Regions from separate parts of the Mus musculus genome. Here all the other regions are linked to region 1. Evidence: chromatin loops called from intact Hi-C (ENCODE). Cell type or tissue: heart. All regions are shown on one strand.

Evidence for each region. Hi-C counts contacts between places; a loop is a spot of excess contacts. Peaks named below come from ENCODE experiments on the same cell type or tissue, not always from the same donor. Only the 100,000 strongest peaks of a DNase experiment are listed, where the experiment ranks them.
Region 2: a loop joins it to region 1, with 2.3 times the contacts of the local background. A loop is called at or near these places in 3 of 42 quality-filtered maps.
Region 3: it touches region 1 in a loop (6-fold over the local background); 3 of 42 quality-filtered maps call a loop at or near these places.

Annotation. Positions count from the first base shown.
Region 1 is chr16:44,958,425-44,966,424 of GRCm38, reverse strand. All of the region lies in intron 5 of Cd200r3 (CD200 receptor 3), which reads right to left. Among named protein-coding and RNA genes, the nearest start is that of Cd200r3, 19 kb to the right of the region's middle. In heart, a CTCF peak has its summit at 3,965 (motif pointing left); a DNase peak (open chromatin) is centred at 3,354; H3K27ac peaks cover 952 bases.
Region 2 is chr16:44,764,694-44,772,693 of GRCm38, reverse strand. Cd200r1 (CD200 receptor 1) reads right to left here and starts at 6,958. Exons shown (of 7, transcript NM_021325.3): 1 at 6,622-6,958. The coding sequence starts at 6,685. In heart, a CTCF peak has its summit at 4,553 (motif pointing left); a DNase peak (open chromatin) is centred at 6,873; H3K4me3 peaks cover 378 bases.
Region 3 is chr16:45,026,414-45,034,413 of GRCm38, reverse strand. It overlaps a transcript of Cd200r3 not described here. Among named protein-coding and RNA genes, the nearest start is that of Ccdc80, 64 kb to the left of the region's middle. In heart, no CTCF peak of the experiment used is centred here; a DNase peak (open chromatin) is centred at 3,433.

The DNA.
Region 1 (8,000 bases):
AATAGTATAATTTGATTTATAAAAATTATATCTTTAAATTTGTCACTACCTTGACTATTAACGTATAGGCTGAATATTACTTCACATGTGTTGTAAAAGCGTACCTTTACAACTTTTCCTTTTTTTTTTTTTTTAATTGATGGAAAGGGATGGGCCACCTTGGCCTGCATCAGTCAGTATCATAGCTGACAGGCAGTTGGACTGTAATGGGATTTGAGGTTTCAGTTGTAAGAGATCAGTGGAAAATGTTACCAACAACTGACCTTCCTCACCCCTGTTGGCATGACTGCCTTCTGCTGCACATTTTATGTTACGTGGAGAAAATGACAAAAGACAGATGCTTCTTGCTGGACTGGGAACTATTTAATCCTTCTTTCTCGTCCCAAGACAGTTCCTGTAACTTTCTGAAGCTCATATCTTGGAATGCTGCTTGGTTTGCACTGTCTTGTAAACCATGTTGCAATTTTCCATTCCATGGAACCAGCAGTTTCCGTGGGAGAGTTTCTTTAAAGGTGTTATGCTGTGGATAAAATGCTTGGGCCAAAAGTTTTAAAACTGGAAGTGAAAGAATTTAGGATTTGTAGATAAACCATGAGGTCTTGCAGCAAAAATCAACATATATGACCTAGCCTGGCTCCTGGGTCCAGCACAACCTCACTCGGGTTTATAGAAGTACTCAGGTCCATTGAAAGGATTGACAACCACATCAGATTTGTCTTCCTAGTAGGTTCTGTGGCTGCTTCTCGGAATCTCAGCACGCTGCGCGGTAGACAAGATGTCTTTCAGATGGTGGTAAATCTCATCTTAACCACAGACCACTCTCCTCAGGAGCCTTCTGGCACTCTGTTTTCAGAAGAGAAAGTGTGATGTACTCAAGCTTTTACATCATGTAAACCCAATGGCACAGACAGCATTATAGGACCAGTCTTTCTCATGTAACTCTGGCTCCGGTTCAGGATCCTGTTCTTACCGACAGGCGAACATTCCAGCAATTGGAAATATAATTTGTTTTATCTTTTCTCTCTTTACCTGATCAGAGTTGTAGATACTCTCCGTTCACCCAAGAGCTTCTCTCTGCCATACTGAACGCTTGCTTCTTCTCTCTTTCATGAAGACTAAATCTCTGGAGCTTTGGAATGGAAAGATATACTAATAATGGGATCCTGTCTGTGTTTATCTGTGTGTGGGCTGAGTCTTACATAGGAAGAGGAAGAGGAGGAGGAGGAGGAGAAAGAAGAGGAGGAGGAGTAAGCGGAGGAGGGGAGATCCTGTCTGTGTTTATCTGTATGTGAACTCTGAGTCTTACACAGGAAGAAGAGGAGGAGGAGGAGGGATCCTGTCTGTGTTTATCTATGATTGAGCTCTGAGTCTTACACAGGGGGAAGAGGAGGAGGAAGAAGAGAAGGAGGAGGGGGAAGACATGAGATTAGGAAGAAAGCAATGAAATGTTTTCCTGTGTGCTTGTAGACACATGAGAACACTTTAGAAGCTGATAGACTGGGCTGAAAGATAAAATTCTGCATTTCCGTAACATCCTTTGGAGGAATATTAATAACCAGATAAAGACTGTCTTCAAAACCTTCTCTTCAGCTGGCCTAATAGTAAGAATTGTATTCCGATTTCATGGTGGGAGAAGTACTTGATCAATACTGAAGTCATCAGCTGAGAGAGAAAGTCCCTCCCTCTCTATCAGCCTCAACCATCAGACCCACTCCCTCTCACAAACCTGTTTTGGTTCTTCACTACGTAGGAGCCAATGTTGTTGGTTCCTCATTTGATCTGCAAATCACCATTGGATGAATCAGTAAGAGATTTGAACATTCTGTTCAGAGAACTTTATAAATTAATTAAGATTAGCTGAATCTGCCAAATCTTGTTGGTATTCTTAATAAGTGTCTTCTGTTACACATTTACACAATGGAGTACTACTCAGCTATTAAAAACAATGACTTCATGAAATTTGCAGGCAAATGGATAGAACTTGAAAATATCATCCTGAGTGAGGTAACCCAGTCACAAAAGAACACACATGGTATACACACACTGAGAAGTGGATATTAGCCCAAAAGTTCAGAATACCTCAGATTCAATTCACAGACCATATGAATCTCAAGAAGGAAGAAGACCAAAGTGTGGATGGATGCTTCAGTATTTCTTAGAAGTGGGAACAAACTACTCACAGGAGGAAATATGGAGATAAAGTGTGGAGCAGAGACTAAAGGAAAGGCCATCCAGAGACTGCTCTGCCTGGGGATCCCTCCCATATACAGTTGCAAACCTAGACACTATTGTGGATGCTGGGAAGTGCTTGCTGACAGGAGCCTGATATGGCTGTCTCCTGAGAGGCTCTTCCTGAGCCTGACAAAATCAGAGGCAGATGCTCCAAGCCAACCATTGAGCTGAGCACAGGGTCCCTGGTGGAGGAGTTGGAGAAGGGACTGAAGGAGCTGAGGGGGTTTGAAGCCCCATGGTGGGGGCAACAGTGTCAACTGGCCAGAAGTCCCAGAGCTCTTGGGGAGTGGACCAACAACTAAAGAGTACACATGGAGGGACCCATGACTCAGGCCTCATAGGTGGCAGAGGATGGCCTTGTTGGACATTAGTGGGAGGAGCGGCTCTTGGGCCTGAGGGGGTTCGATGCCCCAGTGTAGTGGAATGCCAGGGTGGGAAGGCAGGAGTGTGGGTGAGGAAGTACCCTCATAGTGGCAGGGGAACGGGGGCAAGGGTGGGATGGGGGATTTCCGAAGGGGAGACCTGGAAAGGAGAAAGCATTTGAAATGTAAATAAAGAAAATAGCCAATAAAAGAAACAAAAGCTGTATGTGAGTAAACAACACAGCTTCCATCACCCTGATGAAGACCCTACCCTGACCCTCACAGCCCATCCCCTCTTCTTGCTATGCCTATCTTCCCCGACCTTGCCTACTGTCTGATTTTTATGCATCTTTTAACTCAGTTTTACTGTCTTCCTCTTCATTAGCAAGGACTCATGCATGTCCTCTAGTTCTGTCTTTTTCACAGTATACCAGGTCTTCTCAGGCTTCTCTCTCATAAGGACTCATGCCTGGTAAAGGATAGATCCTAAGCCCAGCTCTGTCCAGCTCTGCCCAGCTCTGCCCAGCTCTGCCCAGCTCTGCCCAGCTCTGCCCAGCTCTACACAAGATCTAATCAGTATAAGTATCTTAACATCTTCTTTTCCATGAATTAGATAAAGAGCTATCACTTGAACTTGGCCAGTCAGACAAGAGAGGTGAGGGAGGTGGGGGCTTTGGGGCCGCATGAGCAAGATGTGATCTAAAATAGAGCTGACCAAACTCTTCCTCTTGTCTGGCTTGGCCTTAGAAAGTATCTCCCTTCTCTTGGGGAGAAGTAAAGCAGGGCCTCTGACTTCTTAGTGACACCCCATGACCACCGAATCTGAGAGTCTTGGTTTCCTCTTTTAGAAAAAAGGGAAGTTGACCTAATTTATCTGAAGCTTCCTGCCAGCATTAGAATACCATGTGTGCCTCTAGATATGATGTGGGAGGGCCTAGGAAGTGGAGAAAAGAAAAGCTAATTTTATCTGAAGCCATTGACACTGACAGGGAAGAAATGAGTACTAACCTTGGCTTCACCATGAAGACAGTGTAGTGACCTTCCTTCTCTCACCTATGACAATCCCCTTGAAGCTTATTTGGTGAGCAAAATGTTTCTACTAAAGTTAAGTGAAAACAGCAGTACACATTTAGGAACTGAGAAGATCTTTTTCTCCTTAAAGCAGAAGTTTAGCTCTGCCTCTTTTTGTAACTATTCCAAACACCTCCCAAGAAAAGCTAGAGTTAACAAGATATAGGCTTGTATGGAGGGGAAATTTAAGGAAAAGCGGGGTTACTTTGTCTGAGGCTATGCTGATTTTGGTTTGCTTCAAGATGTTCAAAAGGATTAAGTCGAAGCACCATCTAGTGGTTCTCAACTGTGGTTTGCTCCCAATATGGTCCCATTGGAGACCATATTGATTTTTGGGTGTAATTATTGTGTTGTGATCAGACTACCCTACTTATTCCCAAAGGAAAGAGCAGAACCACCCAATACATTTATCAAAGCCAATTGAGACCATATAAGTATATTAAAGTAACACCAGGAAAGCCAGGCCCAAGGACCAGACTGAGGAAGAGTTAATACATCCTCACCTGGACCACATAAGGAGAACACCTAATGTGTTGTGATGATAGCAGCCTCACCAACCTGTCATCTGACCACCCTGGGTGTGAGTCAAGGGACCAACAAGCAGATAATTTCTGACTGTGCCCGGGGTGTCATGTTGGCTTGTTTCTCAGTGCTGATGTGGTTCATTCTAATTGTCATCAGTTCATCCATTCATCTCTCTTGACCTCTGGCCTCTACTGCCTCCCTGGTCTGTACCTGCACCTTGCTTAGATTGCTCCACTCAGGCATCTGAGGTCTGTCTCTACTACTTGATCCTACAGCAGCCACAGCAGCATCTCCAACAGGCTTTCAATGGTTAGTTACTGGACACTTCCTCTCCCTGAAGAATCTTCTGACATCCCTATTTGTTTTCGTTTGTGCTTGTCAACTAGACTTCTTTGTAATTTCTTAAAGCCTGCTGAAGATTTTTATTCCTTTTAAACACATTCTGTAACCTATATAGGTAGATAATGGATGATAAGTAGCTAGATGATAAAAACAGATAAATACATATAGATGCATAAATATATAGAAAATAGATATATTTTCTGTATGATATATAAAGTATGGTCTGAGAGTCAATATTAGTAGTTAAGATTGGAACAAAATAAATTGGGTTGCCTTAGTCAGTTATCAAGGGAATTGGTACTACCTGGCAAACTGCTACCAATGTTATTTAGTAAAATCTGGTATTGTGGAAAGAAATAAACATGTTCTGGCATGGAGGCATCACAATATAGAAACATACATGAGTGTGCACATATACAGATATATGTGCAGATATGTGCATGTGTGTTCAAAGAGGGAACTATTTCACATCTGTGTAGAGAAGGGAAGGTGGGGGCTTGGACAAGGCAGCTGCATAGTGGTTTACTCTTTTGTTCTAACACCACATCAAAAACCATAGCAGTGGGAGTGGGAGATGAGTAGAGAAGTAACATTTGTCATTTTGACAAGTGAAGGAGTCTAGTTTGGTTTCAATTCCTTTGTCCCTCCTACTCACATCCTTTCTGGAAGCCCATGGTTCTGTTTATTCCCCCCAATCCTGCAGCACAGGCATGATTGCAACATCTAGGGATCATTAAACTACAGGATCATCTTTTCACATCCTCATATTTCAATGCTTTCCCATCACAAGCCCACCTTACCCCTACATAAGCAACAATTGTCCTAATATTAACCTGGAGGTCACTGTCTAATCCATTATTCCTATCTCTTTCATTACCTTTAAGGGGAGAACAGGAATAATTGATACCATGTACATGAGTAGAACACAATCAAGTTTTATGATAGTAAACTTTCCAATTGACCAGGTAAGTATTGGTTTCAACTAGAATTAAACCCAGCTATGTGCAAAGTAAAAAAGCAGCAGTGGCATGAAAAACATAGTTTATTATCTATCACATCAAGACAACAGATAATATATGGTCTACAACTGGTGGGACAACTCTATGGTCATCAGGCCCAAGTCCTTCCATTGTTCCTCTTTTTCATTTCACTTAAGAGCTGCCATCTTCAGTGTCATCCATTGCTCATGTTAGCTCTGGGACCTCAAGGCACCACATCAGTACTGCAGTCCCACAGATAGCTTAGAAAGCAAAAGAAAATCCCTCCTTTTCTTTAGAGGGTTGTCCTAAAAATATCACACATCTCATTGCCAGAGCAAATGATCAGGGTCATAAGATGCACGGTAAACTGAATAGATGTAGGCTACTATCTATATCTATCTTTACAAAATTGGAGATATGTTATTGACCAATGTAGGGGTTACTTAATGCCACAAATGTGCTACATGATAACCAACCAGAGGAAATGTATGGCAATGACTGTTCATTTGTCTAAGATCAGCACAGGCTCATGTCTGATCATCTTTGATTGTGTTTGCTCAAGTGTCTAAGAGAAAGATGACATTTGGATCCTTCAGCTGGCCTCAACAGAGAGATGAAAGTCTGGGCTTAAGGAGCTAAAGGGATCTGCAACCCTATAGGTGGAACAACATTATGAACTAACCAGTACCCCGGAGCTCTTGACTCTAGCTGCATATGTATCAAAAGATGGCCTAGTCGGCCATCACTGGAAAGAGAGGCCCATTGGACTTGCAAACTTTATATGCCCCAGTACAGGGGAAGGCCAGGGCCAAAAAGGGAGAGTGGGTGGGTAGGGGATTGGGGGTGGGTGGGTATGGGGGACTTTTGGTATAGCATTGGAAATGTAAATGAGCTAAATACCTAATAAAAAATGGGAAAAAAAAAGAAAAAAGAAAGTCTGGGCTGACATAAATCATCTATGTTCTATAATGATCTCCAGCAGGCTCAGCCTTTCAAATTCCCATAAGAGGAAAAGTAGAAACACTCAGGACCTCTTGAGACACACACACAAAATTGGCACAGTGCCCTTTATGTATCTTCTCACTGGCCAAATAACAGTTTGAAGTAGATACACAGGGTCCATAGACACTTTATGGAATGAACTTTGAGGCCTATTTTTTAAAAGGTGACTAGAAAGTTGGGATGAAGAGAATTGTCTTCCACAAGAAGAACAGGGAAGATAGACAATGAATCAACAATTTGCAATCTCTGCCTCAGTTTTTTTCAAGTCTAATACAGAATTATATTACTAGATCTCTTTCCTTTTTATATCAGTACTTAAACATCAAACAGTACAATGAAAGATGAGGCAAAAGAGATCATACTTTATCTGTGTTTGAGTGGCAATTACTAATTTACTTACTTCTTGACATATAGTGATTTCCTGCTATTAAAAAAGGCAATAATCTTTGTATTAATACTGTACCTTCTCTTTATTATGTGCAGAGATTTGCTAAGTATGCACCAGCCCTAATTCTTTTTCTTTAAGTCAACCAGCCCACACTGTCTAGGTTTCCTACCAGATAGTGTGATCATATGACTAAGTTTTAGTCAGTTGAATCTGAGCAGATATGTTTACTACTCCAGACCTGATCCATATGTATCCCACATACAATCCTCTACTCTCCCTAGTCACCTGCTGAGTAGAAACTGCTCTGAGATCAGAGCCAGAGACTATAAAAGAAGCTTAGAGCAACACACTTTTACCAACTTCCCTGGCACCATCCACTGCAATAGAGTATGACATGGGCTGAATTTTAATTACCATCTGAGGCTACCATCCAGGTACCCTCTAATAGCAGGCATTCATTTTCACCCTGGATGTTTACCAAAAATAAAATAACCCAATCACTTGCTACTTTAGCTAAGATATAATTCTTTTAACTAAAAACATACTCTTATTATTGGAATACTATGTGTATCCAGTGAAGACAAGGTCTTGCTTTACAGTTGTTAGGTTTACCAGTGTCCTGCCCTTGCCCTCAGTGATTCATCGTGCCCATCCATCCCATAAGGCAGAATGCAGACATCACAGGGAATTTGGACACTACAACTTTACACAGTAAGGGGAGATCTCAGTATTACCCCATGATACTGGCAGTGCCTTCTCTGGGATCAACTTTTAACTTCTAAAGTGCAGAGGTATGATTTTTTAAGATGGATCTTAGTCATGTATTGAATGATTAATACAAAGGGCAACTGTCATGTTACTTGGTAGCAAGCAAGCAAGGAAAGAAGGCCAGCTAGTGACAGATTTGAAAATGTTGTTTGTTGTCATGGTACCTGGCAATGCAACTTTCATGATCATATAAAATGATCCTGGGAAGAAGTGAATGGAAGCCATTCCTGGGGGGCTTGAGGGGAGTAAAATTACCCAGCACTTCTGTTCATATTTCCTAAGACCTTTGGCCTGAGAAGTGGGGAAGTAGATGGGTCATTCACAGCATAT
Region 2 (8,000 bases), 190 kb after region 1:
TTTTCCTCCCACTTATTTCCCCAGCAGTAGCTGCAACCTGACTGCTCCCCCGCCTTCTACTCAAACTGCAATCTCGAGGTCACCCTCATCTTTATAGGCAAATTGGGGCTTTGAGGCAGTATCTGTGCACCTGGGTTGCTTGGCTGGGTTTTTAGATTGGGGAAGTTAGAATTAAAATGGAATTATTGGTATTAACTATTTCATTTTTAAAAAATCAAATAAAGTAAATAAAGTCAGAAGGTTATGATGGGCAGGAATATCATGCTTATGTGTGGTAAAAAAATTAAATTAAATTAAATTAAATTAAAAATAGAAAAAAAAAAGAACTGTAAAACCATACATAAGGTCACTGCTACCTTACACAGAAAACAAGACAATTACCCAACAACTATGGGAAAATATGGACAGAGCCCACTCATGTCATGATTCCTTACAGGCAATGATGATAGTTTGAAAGCATCCTGTGTAATCCTTCTCTTTCCACCTTTAAAAACTTCCCTTGCCAAAACCTCTTTGTATACACACATAGTTGACGATGACACATACTGCCAGTGTGGAGCAACTCCTAAATATATTTACTAATCTTTGGGGCATCTCTCCCTGGTTGCTCTCTAAGTTAACAACACACATGGTCACTTTCTCCTTCTGAAGCCCCTTTCTTCACCTCCACCACAATGCCTACGTGTTTCTTCTCTGTCTCCTTCCCATCCTACTCCAATACCCTCTCTGTAAGCTACCTTTCTCCTTGGGCATCTTGGTGTGGGTATTCTCCCAAAAGTCAGGGCTCCTTTATGTTAGTTAGTTAGTTAGTTAGTTAGTTAGCTAGTTAGTTAGTTTTGTTTTTGTTTTTGTTTTGAGATAGCACAGCTCTAGCTATTCTAGAACTCACTCAGTAGACCAGGCTGGCCTCGAACTCAGAAATCTGCATGCCTCTGCCTCCTGCAAGCTAAGATCAAAGGCATGCACCACCACCCAGCCACCTCTATTTTAAAAAACGTTTTGTTTATTTGCTTGCTTGTTTGAGACAGGCTCTAACTATGTAGCCTTGGTGGAGCATACCACCTCCCTCACGGGCCTAAATGCAGAGACTGAAGGTATGCATCACCATCCATAGATAGGTCCTTTGTAAACTACTCTCTCCTCAGTATCTTCTCCCCTCATCCTTTCCACCTTCCAGAATTTCTGCTAAATCTCCACACTTCCTCACCCCCGTTCTACCTGAGCTCTCTGTGTGTATCATGGAGACTGTTCCACCAGCCCCAGAGAGCTCTTCTCACAGCCCTTACTCTGTCATCACCACCTGATGCCCTGACAAGATCAGATTTGCCGGTTACACTTTTATGCCATCCTGTAATTTTCCTACATATTTTATGTTCTTTAATTATTTGCGAGAATTTGTGTAACATCTATCCTCCCTACCAGATTCTAAGCTCCAAATAAGTGGAGTCTATGGCTGTCTTTTTGAAGTGCTGGGGTTTAGTTTAAACCCTTGTACATGGTAGACCAGTGCCCTGCCACTGAACTACATCCCCAGCCCTGCTACATCTTTCTTCATCAAGTATCACCAGTACAAAGCACAGTACTGACACATGGCCAAACACTCCCTTGCTTACTCGTCGTTCAAATGACCAAGCCTCATTTTGGCTGTGACTTATTTTTCCTAAACAGGAATCTCAAGCCTCTAATTGTTCTTGTTTCTCTCTTAAATGTGACTCTTCTTTCCCGTGCATCGCCTCTAAAACCTTCCATACACAGAGAGACTCTTGCTCAGCTCTTTCCCTTCTATTGTTGGTCCCACAGAGCCATTCCAACTAATTCATCCACTGAAAGATTAGGCGACATTATTGGCAGTTCCTTGAACATGGCTAGTTTCCACATACAAGATGGGAGAATTTAATACAGAAGTGTCTTGAGTCCTTTCTGTCTAAAAATTCTTAATCTCCTAATATTATCATGCCTATTTGTTTCATAAGTGAGGAAATCATGTCTAATGAAGTTAAGTAATTTCTTACAGGTGAAAATACCACAGTTAGTCAGATTAAATGTGGCCAAACCCCAGCAATATGAACAAAATGTCGTAAACAGGCCTAGAAGATCGGAGATTAAATTCAGAGAAATGATGTAAGAGACCGGCTGACTCCCCATTAGAGATTTTTTTGGGTGTTAAAGGGGAGGGGAGATCAATATCAACCCATAATTCTACACATCCCCAGCAAATATATGCTTTGGTAATGAAAGTAAAATAAATATTTCAGACATAAATAGTTAACTCTTCATATAAAAGAAAACTGGGAGAACTTCTTAACCGCTAAAAGTAAAATAAAAACTAAAGTGATAGAACTGATTTGGAGAATAATACCAGATAGAGGCTCAGAATTTCATGAAGGGATGCAGAACATAGGAGGCAGCAACTCTAGCATGTATCAAGAATGTGCCTCCCAGAATCCCCGCCAGGGATAGCCCTTGCTCCTATGACTGAGAGCAGTAAGTAGACAGCCTTCATTTTTCAGAGACTTCAAAGGACGGTTTGGTTTCTTTGCTGAAGATCAAGCCCTTCCCCAGGCCGCCCACCTAACAACTGAATATGGCAGAGATATAAATGACCAGTGTTCTGATCAGTGAAATCTCTCAAAACTCCAGCTTACTCGGCTCCCCACTGTGCCCAATGACAGTGGTGACCGAGATGCAGGAATGTCTGTACACAAAACCCCAATCTAAGTCTGACTCCACACCACACTAAGTGCTGATGACCACAGCATCAACAGTTCAGAGCAGCAGAGATGCTTAAAGAAAATCGCTTCTTCCTAAATGGAAGAACTGCCAGTTGTGTCTCCGTGCTGGCACTTCTCTAGGGCACTTCCCCTAAACACACACAAGATTGTGTTCTCAGAACAAATGGAGCCTAGCTTTTCAGACATGCAAGGCATCTAAATTTTAGGTATGAAAACCTTGAAATCTTTGCTTAGCGTCAACGCATGAATGACATCAGTTCTTGGGGAAGAATGAAATGAGTAGATCATAGTCAACTCTCATAAAAACTTCATGTATTTGTGATATCTATTGTTTCTTAATGTGATGGATGTTGACTGCTTCTTAGGGAGTATTAGCATCACTCAGTCCAAAGCTACATGACACCCTCCGGCCTGCTCTCTAGACCCAGTCAGGAGCTAGCAAATCAAGGGAGAGGACACAAAAGCTCGCTGTGCACTGATAACATTTTAACGACTGCATAGATTAATTCTTCAGTCACAATAGAAAGTCAGATGATCACTGGATGGCTTTGTTGGGTAGCAACATCAGCTTACATTCACCTGGTCATACTGAGAAGTTAGTTTATCACAGTGAGTACCTTCATTGATTCCACCTTGTTCTAGCCATTTTGAGCTGGCCTCACCTAATCTAAGATCTGTATCAACTAATTTCTCAAGCTCAGAACATTTCTTTCCTTCTAGTTAAGGCTAAGCATAGTCCCTGTAGGTGATATTGTCTCCTTTCCCATCTCTTCCTAGAACTTGCTCGCTGTTACACAGAGATAGTTATGGCTCCCCAGACTGAAGACAAACATTTCTAGTGCTTCATCTCTCATTTGCCCGTCTGTCTTGCCTTTGAGGGAACATCTGCTTTCTATATGGTGCGCAAACTCTAGATCTTTCTGTTCTCCCCAGGGTGGATAGGCATGTCCATCCTTCATGTCCTTCCTCTACAGTTCCCTTCGCAGCCACGAATGCCATAGCACAGAACCTTCTACTACTTCAACTCCTAATTCAAGCTTTCCAAAGTGTGACTGCCAATCAACAGGATCCCTCTGTCACATTCTCCAAAACTACTGCCTGAGATTATTGCTTCTCCTTACAAGCTAATAGACGGCCTCACCATCAACTGCACAATATCCATATTCTCTCCCTGTTAACGAGCCTCAGAAAGCAGCCTCATCCTTTATTATATTATTATTATTATTATTATTATTATTATTATTATTATTTAGCACATTGTTCGTGCAAGCTGGATCTCATTGTCTCACAGAACCTCCGGGTCTCTCTGTTCGGTGACACACCCTGCCTCCCAGTTTCCTTCTCTATCTATCTTCTTTATCTGTCTGCCAAAACATGTGGGTCAGGGCCCACTCTTCTATAACACTCTGTCTCAAACACCCCCCCAAAAAAACTAACATTCTCAACACACTATGGTTTTAATATTCCTCACATTTTTTACTTCAATATTTTCTGACTTACAATGTTCCTTAAGGATTTCTTTTTTTTTTCATCTCCCTCATTTAGATTGCTGGGAACTTTTAGTCAGCATTCTTGCACATGAGACACACACACACACACACACACACCTCTTAGTATTCTTATTCGCCAGAATCTTGAACATTAATGTCCAAAGGAAAACACACCTATGTGTTATGCTAACTGGCAAATGTATAGTTAGCACAAACTTTAAAAAGGAAGAAAGGGGTTAAATCGATGAGGCCTGTTCCTTGCTTTTCTGATGTGGCATTTAATCTCTATAGGGCTCAGTGTGTCTCCTCCTGTTGGTACCTGCCCCCTAGTGGAAGGCAAGGAAAATGAGTCAAAATTCTTTTAGGGAAGAAAACAGTAGAGGATTGTTGGTTCCTTTTTCTTGTTAGCAACTCATATTGGCAAAACCAGCAACTTCAATAAAAGGTGGGGTGATCTCAATCAGGACATGAAACTATAATTTGAACATAAGAACTTTGAAGACAATGGGACAAAATAAGGAGAAAGAAAAGCCACAGTCTGTGAACATGGAGGTCGTTCAGCCACGCACAAGATTAGATTCTTGTTAACTTCCCCTCGGGTGCTTTATTAAATAAACACCACAGGGTTTGAAGTTTAAAGTAAAATTTAAAAGTAAATAGGCAAAACAAGAGCATTCTATCTATCACTCACCCTGATGCCCTGCCCTCTCTCCTGTGCGAATGGATCTTACACAGAGGGAGCTACTCCTGTCGGCAGCAGCACTAAGCGAAGCCATAAAGTCTCAGCCCTGGCTGGCTTTCAACTCACAATCCTAAGTCATTCTTGGTGAACTTGTCATGTCAAAGCATGTGTATAAAGAAGTAATTTACTGATTGGCATTCTAAACGTTTGATGATTTTCTGATGCCAGCTTGGATTTCAGAGACTTGGAGAACGTAGTGTCTCCAATGCACGCCTTTAATCCCAGCACTTGGAAGGCAGAGGCAGGTGGGTTTCTGAGTTCAAGGCCAGCCTGGTCTACAAAGTGAGTTCCAGGACAGCCAGGGCTATACAGAGAACCCCTATCTGGGGGAGGGGGGGTGGGGGGGGGAGGACCTTTCAGCTTTCAAAATTCAAACTCTGCTATGTTTCCATTTTGTTGCTTTTTTGTCTGATCTACTAATACACAACCTGACACAACCTGACTGGGCTTTCCCTGTCAAATTGATCCTGCACAGACTTTAAAGGCTTTCTAGAGAAGCCCAACTACTGAAAGACTCAGGACACTCCCCCCCCCTTCAAATTATAAACAAATAATTAGCTTAGCGTTTTCAGCTGTGCTACAATGGGTGCCTCTCAGTGAAAAGCAATCCGGGTAAACTGCACACTCCAATGTTTTGTGGTGCTTATGGAAATAAGTACTGCGGACAAAGCACTTCACCGCCCTAAGCTTAGGTTCTAGCTATGTGAAACGGAGCTTTCTTCCATCCTGACCTCAATGGCTTGCTATGCACATCAAAAAGAACAGATAACTGAAAATTCTCAGCAGAAGGGTGCAGTGGTGGATCATAGTTATCTTACGTGTGCTCACCAGTAAGACTATCATGTGATGTTCTCTTTCTGGAAGATAGACCAAAATGTGATTTTTAAAGGAATTCTGGTGAAAGGAAAGAAATACCGTGTCTCCTTTAAATTGTTAAACTATACATTTCAGAGCTAAGTCTGTTGTTCCCTCGTAGCTACTGCAGCTACTAAAAGTGAAACATGAAAAAGCCTCCTACACGAACTCCCACCACCCTTCTACAGTGAAATCAGGACACCCGCACGGTAGCCCCAAATTCTATTGAACTCCTACAAAACTGCAGACATTGAGGCGTGCACCTCCTGATTCAGAAAGTGACTCCTGTAGCCCACATATCTTCAAGATAAAGGCAAATATACATCACAGATACACCAGTGTAACTGTATGTGTAAAGCCTGCAGTCACGAAAAGTGTCAGGAAAAAAAAAAAAAGATACGTTCCCAACTTACACTGTTGGCGAGGGAGACCAGAGATGATAGCTGGTTGTTGGTTTGGTTTTTGGTTTTTGGTTTTCCCCAAGAAGAAGATACAGAGACCCCCATGTCATTTTGATTGCTATGAATATGTGTTTAATTTATCCTGACCTGTCCTGAAGGGGGAGGGGAGATGAGGAAGCGACAGTGGAGGACATTATAGAACACAAAGCAAAAATAAATCAGACAAAGCAGAAAGTAGAGGTGACAAGGTAACCCATATCTGGAGCAACCCTTATCTCTACAACAGAAATTGGCTTGCGTTACCCAGCGAAAAGGGACAAGGCTTAAATGCTGCGCAGAACAGGTCTCTCCTCCCTTAGTCATTCTCCCCACCCACACCCCCCAAAAAATTTCAGACTCACCAGCCACAAAGACCCCCCATATTAAGAGCACTGCTAGGGCAGAAGTTCTCCAAAAGCAAAACATTTCGGTTTTCTGGTTTTCCGCCGCTCACTCGGTACTTTTTCTCCTCAGAGGTAAGGGAGCAGCAGTGACCATAACCCGGATCCCTCTTCTCTCGGGTTGGCTTCTGCGTGGTAGCGCACCTCTTAACCCATCCGCAGGGAGCAGCCCCGTCCTGCCTGCCAACTCCTTCCACTCGCGTGCTTTAGTCTGGCTTGGAAGAGAAGAAACTTCTCTGGGACTTGACACAGCAATGGATTTCCTGTGCAGAACCGTGAAGCAAAGACAGAGGAAGCTGACTGAGTGGGTTACTTTCAGCCCATTGGCTCTTTCTCTTCTCCTGCTGCTCACAGATAAACTGTACAGTAAGGCTCTGAACATGCCCAAGACAGATGGATGTGTCTAAACCTCCATTCAAAACTGAAGAGGGTTATCGATCGATTTTCGCCGCGTGCTTGTAAATTTCCTAACCACAATGAATTTCTGGAAAGTTCTCCAATATAATAATAATAATAATAATAATAATAATAATAATAATAATAATAGTGTGTATACCCTTCCTCAGTCTTTAATGCAGAATAAATATTTCTACTTGAAAATGCCATGGTGAGATTACTATCTAGTCTGGAACCCCACACATAATGCTGGGAGCATCAAATGCGTTTTTCTATTATTTTCTATTATTTCTATTATTACCCTAACAATCCCAAAATGAGAGGCTTAAACACAGCACTAATGCACTGCCCGGGAGTCAAAAGTCTGAACGTCATGATATGGGATTAAAATCAAGGCGTAGCCAGGCCTTTGCTTCTTCTGGAGACACGACCTTTTCCAGCACCCAGATGTCTCTGCGCTCTAGCCTGCGGCCATCGGACATCATTCTAACCTGTGTTCCATTGCCATAGCTGATCGCCTGATGATGACCCTTCTGCCTTCCTCTTACAAGGTCCTTTGCGATTAATTTGTCCAATGAGCATTGTCTGTTCATCCGAAGATCCTTAATTTAATTACATTCACATAGTCCCTTTTGCCACATCAGTGAACGTTCAGTCGCAGACCTCTGTGGGAGGCTCAGTACTGAATTTCCATTCTCTTTGACTTTCGAGGAGTTAGGTTGTTGTAGTCACAGATAACCGCCTTTGAGTTGTCATAGATCTGAGAGTCTAACTTCCCAGAAAAATTCTGTGTAATGTTACTAGTTAGTATAAACTTAGATTACAGTTGAGAAGAAGGAAAAAAAAAAAAAAAACCAAAAAACCTCTGTGGTAAGAATTTCCTACCCCTGAGCAAAATGCTCCAGGAAGAGGAAGAAAACATTGTCAACAGGAAAAAAAGATAA
Region 3 (8,000 bases), 68 kb before region 1:
AGCCCCTGCCCTCCACTGCCCAGACACTGCTGATTGAAGTTCAACTTTCCCCCGTGCTTCAGCCTCGCCTGTGCACATGACTAGAGAGAATCGTGTGTAGACTCGACTGCAGTCACTAAGAACTATATCACTATTTGCAAATAAGAATTATATCATTACTTGCAAATAATGCAAGCCAGCTGATATGCAAGAGAAAAAGAGTCCTAAGTTAAGAAATAGAATTGGACAAATTTCATGTCCTCACCTGCCTAGTGGAGTTATGTATGCATTAGTAAGTGTACTTCCCAAAGCTGCATGGTTTTCCATATGGATACATTTTTAAGAATAATATAATTGTTTTTTTATTAGATATTTTCTTTATTTACATTTCAAATGCTATCCCGAAACTTCCCTATACCCTCCCCCTGCCCTGCTCCCCTACCCACCCACTCCACCCACTCCCACTTCTTGGCCCTGGCACTCCCCTGTACTGGGGCATATAAAGTTTGCAATACCAAGGGGCCTCTCTTCCCAATGATGGCTAACTAGGACATCTTCTGCTACATATGCAGCTAGAGACATGGGCTCTGGGGGTACTGGTTAGTTCACATTGTTGTTCCACCTATTGGGTTGCAGACCCCTTCAGCTCCATATATATATTTATATTTATAAAATTGATATCACGCTATGAGCATTTTCTTCAGTATCTTAGTTGTTTTGCCTCAGTATCATCTACAGCTCCATTCATACACGAGGTCATTTCTACTTCCATGCTGGTTCTAATGACTGTGTTTTACTCTCACTGAGACAGATACCCGAAAGCCACATTACTGGGTGTTGACACACACATTATAAATATAACCAAGAGTTGTCACTTTCTTCTCCAGGGTGGCAGAATAAGCCAAAGCAGTCTTATTTTAGCTCTTTATTTCTCACCATAAACCTCATTCTTTTGCCTTTGGTGACGTTCACAAAATCACTGCCACCGCCTATGATTCAGACAAGTACTGTTCATGTGTGCGCACCCATCCTCTATGTGAAGGAATGTAGAGTAAGAGGGACCATGGATGTGCCTGCTGATTCCTTCCCTGGTATTTTCTTACTGGAATAAGTGCTTCCTTTCTTTGTAGCAATTTCCCCCAAAGTTGTATCAGTTATCAGCAGACTTATTTTAGAGCATTGTCTTTGTATTTCCCCCCTTCTTGTTCTCCTTCATATATTAGATAAAACCCCCCTTTGAACGGATTTCTGTCAAACATAGTTTATTCCTATGGGCTACACTTCCTCTCTTGCCATAGCTCTCAAGTTCTGGCATGTAAATCGTGGTCTGAAGCACTTTAAAGCCATATCTGTAGCCAATGTTCGCTTCTCGGGTACCCCTTCCTCTTCTAAAAGCTTAGCCTGTATGCAACCTAACTTCAAAGCCACCAGCAACACTCAATAGATTTCTTTGGCTAATGTCAATTCCCGAAGAGGTCAGCAAAGCAGCCAGTAGTTAGTTGGTCTGAGGAGGGTCAGTAGTTGCTACTCTTTTAGAAGATCGCAGCACCCATCTTCTGAGTGAGTCACTTTCTCTACATGTTAATAACTTGACATTGGTTTCAATTCCATTTTCATTTGGGGGATTATATTTCTTCTTCTTCTTCCCTGGGTTGTCTTCTTCCCCTTTCCCGCCTATGTTGTTGAAACTTGTGTGAAGTTTCTCTATTACAACTGACCACCTAATTCAGGAGTTCTGAAACAGTTTTTTTTTTCTGTAGCTTTGCATAGATTTTGTGAATTTTGAGCCCTTATTTGTTTTAAAAGCAGAAAATTTATCCAGTCCCTTTTAGAAATTGACTCTCATAAAATCAAGTTCAAGGTAGGTAATCACACCAAAAAGAAAAACCGAGCTAGTTTACACAGATATTTCTTTCTTTTCCTCCCTAAGGTATTAGGGAGCAATAGTCCATTTACAGAAGAAAATCCCCCTACTTTCTCCATGCCTTATGCTATCTCTCTGAATTAATGAAGGACCCAGGATGATGATCAGATACTGAAAATTGTAGATAATGCCCAGCTCATTAACAGTTCAGTATGGATGGGCGGGAGAAGGAAGACAAGTCAACCTTTAGGAGAGGAGCTATTGGTCTTTAATGGTTGCCAGGGGAGAAGTCATCTTCATTGGTGGTGTTGCTACCCCACCAATAAGTTGCTCATGGTTCAGTAAATCACCCCTCACCCCTCATCCATCCATAAATATGCAAACAACACTAAAAAAACCCAAAACAAAACAGGATGTCATTAAGAAAAGAAAAGACCTAGAAGATAGAGGGAATGTGGTGGAAAGAAAGGTTCCAGTGGGAGGGGATATGAGAAGGTAGTGGGTGATGAGTGTGATCAAAAGGCTTTGCATATGCATGTGTGAGACTGTCAATCCATAAGTTAAGAAGCATCCTTTAAAAGAAAATTGCAGGTGAAAGTTAATTGGAATGTGATAACCATTTTCTCCCTAAACATTTGGCTTCAATTGATCCTATGAATGTGTAGCCATGTCAGTATCTTACCCAACATAATCATTGAGCATGCTTCTATGTTTGTCTGAATAGTTGGCTTTAGGGCCTCTGAGAGTTAACTAATAAAATATACTTTTATTATATTACTTATAGTATAAAAGTATACTAGTAAAAGTATCTACTAATATCAAAAGCTTCCCAGAACCATAAGGAAATTATACAAACCTTAAAATTGTGAATCCTTGAGAGAAATTGAAAATGGCAAATGGGGAAATCAGGCCGACATGGTGCTAGAGAAGTAACAGAGTTCTACATGCTAATCCATGGGCAGAGAGAGAGAGAGAGAGAGAGAGAAGAGAAGAGAGAGAGAGAGAGAGAGAGAGAGAGAGAGAGAGAGAGAGAGAGAGCAGAGTAGTCTGGCATGGCCTTTTGAAACATCAAAGCCCACCGTCAGTGACACTTCCTCCAGTGAGGCTTCCTAATCCTTCTAATCCTACCAAAGATTCATTTAAATATATGAGCCTAGAGGGGCCATTATTACTCAAAGCTCCACACCAGGGCAAGAACTGGAGGTAGAACAAGTATAAACTTTGATTTTAGAGAATTCAAAAGGGACTTGTCTCCACAGCAACCACTTCCAACAAAGTCACCCAGGAAGGAAAAGCACAGTAGGAACCTGTCTCACAAGTACTTGAGACACTTTCCTGTGTGTGACCCTCCTATTTATTAAGCCATCCAGGGAGAGAAAATTGCCTCAAGCAGTGGAGAGGAGAACTATTTGCTTCACAGAATTCACATCTAGTTAAAAGTCATCTGGTAAAAGCTGACATGCTTCTGAAGTGTGGTGGGGATTTGCAGAACAACAAAAAGGTCCCAAGTTGTTGGCTGAAAACTCAGAATTCAGAATAGAATCACCCTAGGGACCTGCTCTAACGCAATAAATTCAATCCTGACCTGGCTCAGGCCTTAGACAGTGTTACTTGGCAGCTGTCTAGGTACGATCATAATGTTTACTGTGAAGCAATAAAACCTTGCAACTGTTAGAGTCCAAGGAAGTTACTAGATTTGCTCATAGCTTTACTCAAGTATTTTTAACTATTTCTCTTTTTTTCTAGGCTGGCCATTTTCCTATTTGATGAACATTTTAGGTACCCTCATGAACATACACTATTACACATCATCGGTTGTAAACACTGAAAAAAAAAACAACTTAAGGATTTAAAATTCTTTTTTTTTCAATTTTTTATTAGATATTTTCTTCATTTACATTTCTTTTTTATTATATATTTTCTTTATTTACATTTCAAATGCTATCCTGAAAGTTCCCTGTACCCCTCCCCGCCCTGCTCCCCTACCCACCCACTCCCACTTCTTGGCTCTGGCATTCCCCTGTACTGAGGCAGATAAAGTTTGCAAGACCAAGGGGCCTCTCTTCCCAATGATGGCCGACTAGGCCACCTTCTGCTACATATGCAGCTAGAGACAGGAGCTCTGGGGGTACTGGTTAGTTCATATTGTTGTTGACAAAATGTGGTGCTTTCTCGGGCAGGGGAAGGGGTGAGTAAAGCTCTTTGAAATGGTCAGATGGGTTACTCAATGCCCTACTCATGGTCAGATGGGTTACTCAATGTCCTACTCATTTTCTTCTCCTTCAAAGGTCAGAGACAGCAGGAAACCCAACTCAATTCTGCCATCTCTGCAGCCTGCTGAGTCGCTGCCAGGCCCACCACTCAGGTGGAACCAGGATCTAGCTACGCACACACACACACACACAAATACATATACACAATTTCAAGATAAACTTGACATAAAAGACAAGAGTGTGCATTCAAGGGATTGGTACATACTATTTCTGCAGTGACAAAGAGCATGAGATCTATGTCCCAACAAGACTGTGTCTGTTTCTCCATAGAATGTTTGGCTTTTGAATTGCACTGTTAAAAACCATCTAATCTATAGCTAAACTAAGGTTTAAGTAAAAAATGATGTTTTGGGTATGCTTATTTAAGGAAGGTGGAGTTTTCTTGTAAATGAGATTATAAAGCATTTATTGGCCAAATCACTCAAGTTTTCAGATAAGAGTGGGGAGCTAATAAGATAAACCCTCAATCGCAAAGGTCAAAGGAGTTCTTACTATACATGGATCTCCAAGACTCAAGACATATGTTTGGTAGCTAACATGGATGGAACCTTGTTTGTGCAACTTTCTCAGAATAAAAAGAGGATAGCACTTGGCAGGAAATTTCATCAGCTGTGTTGAAATTCTTGACTCTCAGCCAACAAGAGACTTAAGATCCAGAGGCAAGATGGGTTCTTTCCCTTTCTCTTGTTGCCTCAATTCTCTCATGTAGCTTGCCTTACAGTGACAAGTTATCACAGTCCATAGGGGGTTGGGAGTGGGAGTGGGATTGGGGGTTCTGTTATTCTCCTAGCATAGACTTGTGGTCAATATCCTACAACAAAGGACAAGCTAACAAGAGAAAAATATGCTGTATTTATTGAATCAAAAGGTTAAAAAATATAAAGGGTTTTGTGTGTGTGTGTGTGTGTGTGTGTGCACTGGATTGTCTACATAAGTACCACATAGGCAAGAAAGGGATATCAAATCCCCTGGAACTGGAGTTACAGGTGATTGTGAGCTGCCTGATGTGGCTATTGCGAAACAGATGCAAGTCCTCTAAAGAAGTAGCAAGCGGCTTTAGCTGTTGAGCCATCGTTTATCGTTTCTCTAACCCCTATCATAACCAAAGTTTTATGGAGCACAGCACCCTACATAAGTGTCTATGCTTAGATTCATCTAAGAATGGACAGTAGTGTAGACGTGTTATTGGATGAAAGGCTATGACAAATGGTGACAAGCTGAGGGACATTCAACCAGGCTGCCTTGATTCCTGTCCTGTAGGAAAGGATACCACCCAATACTCTGAGGTCCTATGGGGAACACCAGACTCAGAAAGAATTTTCTCCAAACTCTCCGTATTCACTTAGAGAGAGCTGCCCTCTAAACAAACTCACAGTCAGGAATTCTCAGTCCCAACATTAACACTCATTAGGGAAGATGAACTTGGGTGACAGGCAGAAAACTAGAGAGAGGTTGGTTGACACCATGACAATTATCGATTTTGTTATTACCTAAAATACTTTTTAACCTACATAAATATTCTACTACTCTCTCCCTCCCCTCCCTCCCTCCCTCCCCTCCCTCTCTTATAACTCATGACCACAGCCCTCAGATCACACACACACACACACACACACACACACACACACATCCCACCACCACCACCACCACTACTTCTTTCTATATTTCAGCTTCCATCATCAGACATGTCTTCAAATCCTATATTTTGTGGAACTCTTGCATGCATGAAGGCACCTAAACAGTTTTCTCTCCTGACAATATGCTCTATGCCAATTTAGATTGTATCATGGGCAAAAAGCCTGGGAAGGAATGAGGAGGCCATTTCTTCCCCCCTAAAAGTATTCTTTCTTCCCAATGGCTAAGGCAGAACCCATCTGAAATGAACTTCATATGGTCTATTTTCAAGAGAAATTCAGAGAATTTCTTTTTTTAATTAGATATTTTCTTCATTTACATTTCCAATGCTATCCCAAAAGTCCCCCCTACCCCCCCAACCCCCCTACCCACCCACTCCCACTTCTTGGCCCTGGCATTTTCCTGTACTGAGGCATATAAAGTTTGCAATACAGATGGGCCTCTCTTTTCAATGATGGCTGACTAGGCCATTTTCTGATACATATGCAGCTAGAAACACGAGCTCTGGGAGGGGGGGTACTGGTTAGTTCATATTGTTGTTCCACCTATAGGGTTGCAGACCCCTTCAGCTCCTTGGGTACTTTCTCTAGTTCCTCCACTGGGGGCCCTGTGTTCCATCCAATAGCTGACTGTGAGCATCCACTTCTGTGTTTGCTAGGCCCCAGCATAGTCTCACAAGAGATAGCTATATCTGAGTCCTTTCAGCAAAATCTTGCTAGTGTATGCAATGGTGTCAGTGTCTGGAGGCTGATTATGGGATGGATCCCCGGGTATGGCAGTCTCTAGATGGTCCATGGAAGGAGTTACAGAGACAAAGTTTGGAGCAGAGAATTTCTTTATGACCAGACCTGGGAGCAGAGAGTCCAGAGTGACCTAAAACCCTTCCATTTTTCTTTAGTTCAAAGGACCTCGGTGTTGAATTTTCTAGGCCTTCACATTGCAAGCAGAGTAGAGTAAAACAACACAAATATGTTACTTTACACCTCTGAATGACAGAGTCTACAATGGGTCTCATTATGCTTAAATTAAGTACAGAAAATCCAGCTTCTTGTTTCTCAAGGCCACTGGCATTTCTTGAATTCTTTCTACATATCCAGAGTGAGCAGTGCAGTAAGTTCAAATCTCTTCTTCCTATCTATCTATCTATCTATCTATCTATCTATCTATCTATCTATCTATCTATCTCTGAGAACACCTATGACCCCCTTTTCACTTCAAAAGGTCTTTGTGGTTATCATGAAACCCCAAAATACATCTTGAGAGATACATTGGTTTGACTTATATCAAGATGGCTAGTCAGAGAAACTGCACACCACTACATAGTCAGTGATATATCCTGTCTGCCCAGAGAAGATTTTTTTGGAGACTGGAGTCTGAGAGTTGGCCTTGGAATACTTCATCTGTAGAAGGAGATTGCTTTGTTCTTCGTGCACACCCCATTCCACCCTCGAAGTCTTAGGTCACTTCCATTGCCCTGGAAGCTAAAACTTGTCTCTTGCTTAGCTCTGGATCAGATTGGGCCACCATGGCCTCTTTGGATCTTGTGCTGAATTCATGTGCTTCCCATGTTTAGTGTATAAGTTCGTATGTTCTTCTTCCCTAATGCGCTACACAGACCCAAGGTGGGGGGGAGTGAATATAAAACTACCCTACTTTACACTGGTTCCTCTTGGATAACCCAATAAATGTTTTGTATCTTAAAGTCAATAGATTAGTAAACTTAATTCTATCTTTAAGCTTTAAAACCTCTTATTTTTCTCACCTTATAAGTAGCTTTCTTTAAAGATGTGGCTCCTGATGGGTTGACCACAGTCCAGTGGATGTCTTCACAGTCATTAGCATAAGTTGAACTCAGTGGGTTATTAAAATAAGGAGATGTGAAGTTAGGAGGTTGAAGCATGAACCTAGGAGGAGGTGAAGTTGGAGAGAGGGTGCATATGGACAAAACACATCATATGAATGCATGAATTCTCAAAGAATTAAGACAAACACAACATAACTAACAACAAATCTGTAAGTCCTATCCTCTGAGAGGTGAAGTTGAGTCCAACGTTTCACAACCACTCTTGTTTGGCAGCCGGTGAATTAAATTGTTTCTTTTCAGCAGAACTTTTATTGTTGAAAGACGGTTCTATTACAGTTCATTGCCTGATAGCTATTAAATAGTTCTACATCAATGAACAAGTTCAGTTTTGTATTGATGATTGCCTATGCCTATGTTTGTTTTTCAGATTCTCTTTAAATTGATC